Linked DNA regions of Homo sapiens: region 2 is linked to region 1. The links are chromatin loops, found by intact Hi-C in ENCODE. Cell type or tissue: gastrocnemius medialis. All regions are shown on one strand. Each heading gives the region's core, and the rest is flanking DNA. Links, peaks and the distances in the headings are about the cores only.

Evidence for each region. Hi-C counts contacts between places; a loop is a spot of excess contacts. Peaks named below come from ENCODE experiments on the same cell type or tissue, not always from the same donor. Only the 100,000 strongest peaks of a DNase experiment are listed, where the experiment ranks them.
Region 2: it touches region 1 in a loop (4-fold over the local background); 5 of 110 quality-filtered maps call a loop at or near these places.

What each region holds. Positions count from the first base shown.
Region 1 is chrX:11,539,286-11,543,672 of GRCh38, forward strand. The region is part of intron 1 of ARHGAP6 (Rho GTPase activating protein 6); the gene reads right to left. Among named protein-coding and RNA genes, the nearest start is that of ARHGAP6, 120 kb to the right of the region's middle. In gastrocnemius medialis, for the core only: no CTCF peak of the experiment used is centred there; a DNase peak (open chromatin) is centred at 1,636; H3K27ac peaks cover 3,053 bases.
Region 2 is chrX:10,172,045-10,176,431 of GRCh38, forward strand. The region is part of intron 2 of CLCN4 (chloride voltage-gated channel 4); the gene reads left to right. Among named protein-coding and RNA genes, the nearest start is that of CLCN4, 17 kb to the left of the region's middle. RefSeq lists an enhancer at 1,801-2,777. In gastrocnemius medialis, for the core only: no CTCF peak of the experiment used is centred there; DNase peaks (open chromatin) are centred at 1,627, 2,539 and 3,447; H3K27ac peaks cover 4,000 bases.

The sequences.
Region 1 (4,387 bases), core at 111-4,110:
AACCACTGCTATAGTTCTAACAATTTATCATTCAACTGTCTGAGAAATGAGCCATTGAGACAATTAATGCACCACCCTTCAAATGCAAATTGAGAGGACTTTGGAATATGACTGAACTTTCTTGACACCATCCCCATAACAGCTTTGTTTCATTACTGTGATTTCAACTTAAAATTGTTCCATGGATTTCAAGAAAGGTAATTTCCATGGCATTCTGCAGAGTTGCCTACCCTGCTGAATGACAGACCCGCTAACCATCCACATGGGCATAAACTCAGACACTCGAGAGTAAACAGCTTTTTCTCATCCTCTCAGGAGATGTTTCACAGAGACCCAGACCACAGCTCCCACTTCTGAACTAGCCTAAGCGATCCAACATCAGAAAATACCCACATTCAATAAATGTTAGTGGAGTGCCTAACTACGGCCTCCCACTGTTTTAGGAGGGGTTGGGAATAGAAAAAGGAATGTGACTTTATCCTCACTCTGGCAAAGGATACAGACCTCCAAATCGCCAGCCATTAAGCCTTTAGTTAAGTCTATAAACAGCTCTTTTGAACCTATTTAGAATGAAAATCAATAAGCTTAATGGAGATAACTAGCCAGAGGAGATTAATAAGCCCCTAATCTCATTGGTTATCCAGGGACAAAAAGTGAAACAAAACAAAACAAAACAAAACAAACCTCAGGCTGGGTACGGTGGCTCATGCCTGTAATCTCAGCACTTAGGGAGGCCGAGGTAGGCGGATCATGAGGTCAGGAGTTCAAGACCAGCCTGGCCAAGATGGTGAAACCCCGTCTGTACTAAAAATACAAAAATTAGCCAGGCATGGTGGCAGGCACCTGTAATCCCAGCTACTCAGGAGGCTGAGGCAGGAGAATCACTTGAACTCAGAAGGTGGAGGTTGCAGTGAGCCGAGATCACGCCACTGCACTCTAGCCTGGGTGACAGAGCAAGACTCTGTCAAAAAAGAAAAAAAGGAAAAGAAAAAAAAAAAAAAACCTCAACAAGTGCAATATTGAAAAGGTTTAAATAAGAAAAGTTACCATGAGGAGCAATACTTCAGCTTTACAGAGCAGCTAATAGGAGGAGGAGGGGGTCCCATGCTATAAGAAACCTCAAATTTCATTTGTTCGCCCAGATCTGGAATCCTCTTTTCAATAATCATGGCAAATGGTCACCTTTGGGGTAGAGAGCAGAGTTCCACAAGCAAAATTACCCATAGGACAGATAACTGTCTTTCCTTGGCCAAATAGCTGGTCATTTTGATGTCCCCCCAGCTTGAGAGAGTCTTAGATCCCTCTTTGGGATCTCCAAAGGTGACCAACTCCTACCCAGCAGCCACCAGTGGCTTTCATTGTTGAAGATGGCTTATTGGCACCAAGAAGGCTTGAGAGAATATGCAGAAAATTCTATAGAAGAACATAGTGTACTTCTGTAAAGAAGAACATGGTGAACCTTCAAATAAAGAAGGGACAAAGCAATCATAGGGCGTTGGAAGTAGTCCATAAGTGAGACTATTTAAACCAACTGATTTCTCTGGGCTGTAATTTAAGAACGGCATGGAAGTCATCTGTTACACTTACACAGACCAGGCCAGTGGGGAGCCAAACAGCTGCTGTGCACCAACCATGGCAGAAGAATTGCATTTTGTGGCCCAGTACAGCACAGCTGTGAGCAGCTTGAAAACAGCGTCCAGCTGTACTTGTCTCCTGAGTGCCTGCATGGGGCTCCACAGGCACGCAAATGTTTCTAAATGTAAGTTTTGTTATTATTCAGGTATAGTGGGGCTAACAGATCAGTAGACAATTGCCTTTGGGAAAACAGCTTGTTACACACAGTTCCCAAGAGGAGAGGCATGCCACACCACATAGGGCCACATGGGGAAGCACCAGGGCTGGTCAGGGGAAAGAGGAAGCAAGGAGAAAACATGGGCAAGAGCCTTTATTGTGGTTTGTGTGGAAAGGAATGGGTGAGGCAGGGCTAGCAGGCTTAGGATTGGCTAGCTTGAATAATTTAAGTGGACTCTGGGGTGTAGGGTCCATCTCTAGTGTCTGGTACCTGGCCTGGGGTGATTAGGGCAAGGGTTTGAGAGCCCTGTGAGAGCCCAATAAATGAGGTGGTTGGGGTATGGGCTCTGGATTGGTTGGTCCACATAGGAAAGGTATAATTCCAAGTGAGTTGTTTACCATCCCTAGGAATTAGCTAGCTCTCCCAGGGGAGGGGCAGTCCCTTCAGGATCAGCAAGGCTCTGGATATCAAATGATCAGAAATATAGAAATTAAAAAGGCTTAATTAATCCAGCAGTTAACATAGCACTCACCACTCCATCACAGGATTAACCATTCAGAGGTCTTCCCCACAAAACTGCTTGGCTTCTTACTTGTCTTTGTTGCCCAAGACTGAGCACATTTACTGATTGCTCAATAAATGTGAAATCCTAGAGCCACCACTACTAGCTGCATACCTTAGGCAAGTTACTTATCTATGCCTCAATTTCCTTATCTGTGAAATGGGGATAATAGTAATAATAACAACTACATAGGATTGATATGAGGATAACATTGATTAATATTTTTAAAATCACTGCAAACACTGTATAAGCGTTTGGTTTCAAAATGTCAGTTGAACTGGACTGAAAGCATATAACATCACATACTGAAATACAAATGCAGAGCTTTTTGTGAATGATTTCTATCTTCTAAGGTTGTGTTTGTGTTTTTCCTTACTTAGATTTAGACTGTGCATTTGGTTTTCTACAGCTGTAAATAATGGTTAGGCAAAGCCCTACTTTTTTTTTTTTTTTTTCTCACTCCCAAGAGGAGAAGACAACTCTGGTTAAATAAATCCTATTTCTCTCAGCTCATTCACTGGAAGACAATTAAATCTTAAGATTTCCAGCTGGGTGCAGTGGCTCACACCTGTAATCCCAGCACTTTGGGAGGCCAGCTGAGGTGGGCAGATCACCTGAGGTCAGGGGTTTGAAAACAGCCTGACCAACATGGTGAAACCCCATCTCTACAAAAAATTCAAAACAATTAGCCAGGTGTGGTGGTGGGTGCCTGTAATCCCAGCTACTCCGGAGGCTGAGGCAGGAGAATTGCTTGAACTCGGGTGGCAGAGGTTGGCAGTGAGCCGAGATCGCGCCACTGCACTCCAGCCTGGGTGACAAAGTGAGACACCACCTCGATAAAAAGAAAAAAAAAAGATTTTCTGGTGCCAAGAAAATAAAAAGAGAGAATTGGTGGGGAGAGGGAGTGGTCAATAGAGTCAGAAGAGGGAGAATGCGGGGGTGGAAGAAACCATCTATGGTTTATGGGTAGATCATGCCCATGCCCCTGCCCCAATCCCCTAATTTAAGCAGTATGCTCAACTTCAAGTCTGGGTTTGAGGCAATGCCTTCAGAAAGGCATGATGGAAGGGCGTAAGTGCTGACTATACTTCCTAAAAATGGGTTTATTTATTCCCCTTCCCTCTCACTTCCACCCCAAGAACACACAATCTGTCACATCTTGGATGTGAACTTAAGGCTGGTGTGAAAATATTTCTTTGAGGCTAGGAGTCTGTGAGTCCAAGTTGCAAAGTTAGAAAACCCTCCAAGCTTGACAAAATAGGCCAGGAGAGCAAACCAAAATATCAGCTAGCGCACATTAATCTACATAGCAACCACCTTACTGACCATGAGTCGACACCCAGACACTTTAGGATGCAGAGTGGGAAGGGTCTCCTTTGGGTAGGAAAAAAAATTGTATTTGGGAGTAATCAAACACAATAGCTTCACAAATGAGAGATGAAGCAATGATTTGAGAAATGGAGCAAGTGGATTTTACAAAAAATGTTGATTTATTGCAGATACCAATGGAACTTTAGGAGAGAAGGAAATTTAGATGGGGATGCTTGGGGTCCCCTTAGAGCTTCTGTTCTATGTAACCTCTCAGTTCAAATGTCCTTAGTGGCTTGATTCATTTCAAGTTTCCTTCTCTTCTGAGTCTTAGAATGTCTAACAATTATTTTGCTTTAGCAAAAAGAGGTTATTTTGTATAATTTTAGAACAATAGTTCTCAACCAGGGGCAATTTTGCCCAACAGGGGACATTCGGCAATGTCATGGGACATTTTTAGTTGTCACAATTCAGAGGGGAGGAGCATGCTACTGGCATCTAGTGGTTGGAGGCCATGGATGCTGCTAAACATCTTCAATGCATGCAACAGCCACCACCACCACCACAAAGAATTATCCAGTTCCTAATGTCAATAGTGCTGAAGTTGAGAGACCCCAGTTTAGACAATGCAAAGGTATTTTGCTGAAATTAGCTCACTGAGACCATAAAAACTCCAAAAGGTAAGTATTATCCTCCCCTCTTGGTTGCTTTCATGAGGATGGGAA
Region 2 (4,387 bases), core at 97-4,096, 1.4 Mb before region 1:
CCTCCCAAAATACAAATTCCCAGATGCCAGCCAAGGGCCAACCTTGCAAACAGGCCTTTCTAAGGAGAGCAGTCTCAGGTCTGCTATATTACGTGTTTTCTGCACAGGTACAAAGCACATGCCTTGAAATAATCTCATTCAAGGGACAAGGGAGTAGGACATTTGAAGATGTCTGGTTTTCTCCAGACTTTGCCCCGCAAGCCTTTTCCCTCGGGAGTCAGTTCTTGAGAGTCATCGATTAATACCTATTCCCAATAATGCACTTCAGGCATGCCATGTAAGCAGAGCCACCTTCTGTGGGTCTCAAAACAATGACAGTGACCTTAGACTAAGCGATATGGTTGGAAATTAGCTAGAGCTTACTGGAAGGTTTTGAGTGATATGAGTGGGGCGCTGGCAGCATCAGATACAGTAGTTATTCTAGAAATTGGATGGGGACAACAGAGCCATGTGTATAGGGTAGTTCGCATGCCTGGGGTCGTGTGGCAGTATTGTAACTGTGAATGAAGAGACCGAGGTCAAGGCTTCGCTCTAACCTCCTTAGGTAGATGCTTCCTTCCTGTGTCTGCTCATTGGAGGAATGGGAAAGTGTGTGTGTTTGTGTGTGTGTGTGTATGTGAGAGAGAGAGAGAGGGCATGCGTGTGTGTGTGTGTGTGAGCATTGTGGGGGCAGAAAATCCTGGTACACTAGCTGTATTTTAAACTTCCACTTCTAATCTTTCAGTTCTGAGCAGCGTGAATAGGCAGATAAACAAATGTTTGCTATAGCCTCAAACATTCATGCCAGAACATTTTTTTCCCTCCTTCCACACAAGTAAATTAAGAGAACAGCGGTCTGTTGTATAATTTGAAGATGGCTATTAATTTGTGTTGGATTGCATTTCTTAAGCATGTTATGTTATTCGAGGAGCAGGAGACCCTGGAGGAGGCGCTTGTGGGGAAGCTTTGAAGCTGGAGCAGGAAGGAGTGAAATGACACAGTCTGATGACGATCACGGTAATGCAGGCCTTGCAGCCTGGCGACATTCTTCAAAGGCAACTAACTGCAAGACTGCCCTCTTCCCCTCCCCTCTCAGACATCTCCAAGACCCTGCCAACCGCCAGATGAAACCAATCTTCCTAGAGCCTCGTGTGGTGGTCTCAGGCATCGCTTGGGAGTGCCTTAGAAATTCGGCGTCTCAAATGCAGTCTTGGGCCACACCCCAGCTCTCCAGGATCAGAATCTGCCGTTTAATAAGACCCTAAGGGATGCATGGCTCATCCAAGTCGGAGTCAGATCTCACCCGAGGCCGCACATTGGCAGCACCTGGGGAGCTTTTAAAAATGCTGATGCCTGGGCGCTGCCTCAGGGACCCCGGTTTAATGACTCTGGGCGGGGCCTGCTCCTTGGGCTTTCTGAATGCTCCCACGTGGTTCGGCTGCGCACCCCGGGCTGGGAACCGTGGGGTTCCCTGGCAGTACCCTTCTGGAATTCTCCTTCCCCAGCCTCCCAGTCACGTGACTGCTTAATCTCCTCCCTCTGTGGCTCTTTCTCTGTCCTCTGCTCCTGGCTCCCCGATTTCTGAAGGCAGCCCGGTCTCTTTTCTTTCTTTGTTACCTCCTGGCCATTCTCCAAAGTGCCTCTGCGGGGGCGGGAGCTTGTGAGAAATTCGAGCCTCAGCCATGCCCCAGACCTGCTGAATCAGCACCTGCAGTTTAACCAGAAGCCCAGGGGATGCGCATGTGCATTGTCATATGAGAAGCGCTGGTCTAGGTGACGTAAGCTGGGAAAGAAACCCAGGGAATCTGCTGGAATGTAGGGAGCCTGGGCTCAGGAACTGGAAGGCGTCTGTCTGGGTCTCTGGCTTGTTTGTTTTCTAGCTGTCTCAACTTGCCACTGTGGTCATTTGGGGCTAGATCACTCTTCTCTGTGCGGGTCGTCCTGTGCATTTAGGACGCTGGGCAGCATCTCTGGCTTTTACCCACATCATGCCATAGCAATCCCCCTCCCCAGAGGTGATAACCAAGAATGTCTCCAGGCATTGTCAAGCATCCCCTGGGGGCAGAATGGTCTCTAGGGGACACTTTGGTGTCTGCCTCTGGCCTCATTCCCTCCCGCCATACACCCTTGGTAGGGTTGGTGGTTCCAAGTTAGCCACTACCGTGGAAAGAGAGACTTCCTTTCTCCCCCTCGTCCATGTGTGCGGCCCTGCATGGGTCCCACGCTCATCCCCATAGCCGGTCATTGTGCCTGGTGGTCGGGGCACTGTCATTGGCCAGATTGGGTTCTGTGCCACATCTGGGGCCAGGGGCCAGCTTTGTTAGCAATTGAAGGAGACTGGGAGAGTTCTGATGGAGGCACAAATGGCTATTTTGGACCACTCTAGCAGCCCTTTACGGACCCAAGTCCTCCGCTGACCCTTCACCCAATAACAAGCTCATTTAGCAAATATCTGTTATGTGGCAACGAACAGCTGGGCCCTGTTCCAGGGCGGGCATTTTATAAACAGTCTTCAGGACCATCCTAGGAGGTGGTCTTGTTAGCCCATATTGCAGGTGAGCAGACTGCAGCTCAGCAGGGCTGGTGACACCCATGGCAACCTGCGGAGCCCAGTTGCTCCCTAATTCCCCCCACCCTGTGCCCTGCTGTCAGCCCTACCTTTCTGTCACCCCCTTGAGCTCTTCCTCCCCTCCAGGCTGCCCTACACTGCCATATAGCTGGACGAATTGTAAAAGGAACACTGTGTCATCATGCCTCTGCTCAAGTCAGGAAAGACTGTTGCTGCTGTCATCTTTTGTCCCCTCCCCAGTCCCCTCACCTCCCTGCCCCTCAGAATACTCTCCTGACTTCTATTGTGTTTACGTCTCTACTTTTCATTGTAGATTTACCAAAGAATTCTGGTTCCTGAGCTTTGTTAATTTACTTCTGCCCGTTTTTGAACATGATGTAAACGGGATCACACAGAGTGTTTGGATGCATCCGGATTCTTTTGCTCTGTATTCTGTGTTTACTCATTGCAAGCATACTTTGGGAAGTGCTTGAGTCAAAGGGTGGGTAGATGAGAAGCCACTGAAGGTGACAGAGGAATGGCCGTGGGTCAGAGAGGGAATTACCTTGGCATTACTTGGGCAGAGCTGGAGTGGTGGGCTACGCAGTTAGGAGGTTGCGGTGACCTGGGTAGGAGCTCCAGCTTAGGGTCTGAAGGCCGTGGGGAGGATGGCAGGTGAGGCGTGGTAGGTTTGGGAGGGTTGTCCTGCCTTCTCTTTCTGACGAGGTAGGAGTTACAGGTTGGAGGAGATGGAAAAAGGGGGAAGCATTCCTCATACAGGCTTGTTGGACCAGCAGGAGCTGAACCAGCAGTCGTCTTGGGTTGCAGTGAAGCCCCCTCTGAGACTAGGGGCTCCCAGCACCAAGGAACTGGCAGCCAGCAGCCAGCAGCCACTGAGGCCAGCACCTCTCGTAATCCACAAGGTTGGAAGAAAAGCAGCTCGGTAAAGGCTGCTTGTGATGAGTCACTGGGGCTCCTGGAAAATCTGTAAGAAATGAAGCTTTTGAGATGTTTATTTTTAGCTGCCGTCTGACCATGGCCTGTCTCTGAACTTGATGTTCTTGGGCCCTCTCCTCTGGCTGTGTGTTCTAGAATTTCTGTTGTGTCCTATGCTTTTCATGGTGTCATGTGAACACTACAGGTAACTGTGATGATCTTGAACACTTTGTTAGCGCTATGGTATGATCATATTTTTATTCATGAGCCGAGGCACCCGGAATCTTGAAGCATTCGGATCACTAATTACTTGGAGAAACTTTTCTGATTGTAGGATCTCACAGAAACCTCTCTCTCTCTCTCTCCCACCCTCTCTCTCTCTTTCTCTCTCTCTCTCCCTCCCTCCCTCTCTCTCTCTCTCCCCCTCCCTCCCTCTCCCTCTCTCTCTCTCTCTCTCTCTCTCTGTGTGTGTGTGTATGTGTGTAATAGGAACTCATCTTTATTTTCCCAAAGCTTTAAGGTTGAAATGTTGATGGTGACATCCTTTAGTTGCATTGTTGGGTTTCTGGAAACTCATTCCTTCCCTTAAATAATCCTAAGGGGAATGACTGTGGCCACTTGTCTTTATATTATACTTGTCCCCGTGGGTCACGATTATTTGTTTGCTGGGTTTTGTTGGGAGGTGAGGGCCGCAAATGTGCTGGTAGCTCTGGTGCCTTGGACAGTGGCCTGGCAGGTAGCAGATGCCCAATAAACACCCATGGTGTAAAGCAGGGGCCGGCAAAGCACAGCCTGCAGGCCAGATCCAGCCTGTTCCTGTTTTTGTAAATAAAGTGTTGTCAGCAGGCAGCCACATCCCTTCATTTCCATATTGTCCGTGGCTGCTCTGCTGTACAATGGCACAGTCCAGTAATCGCAATGGAG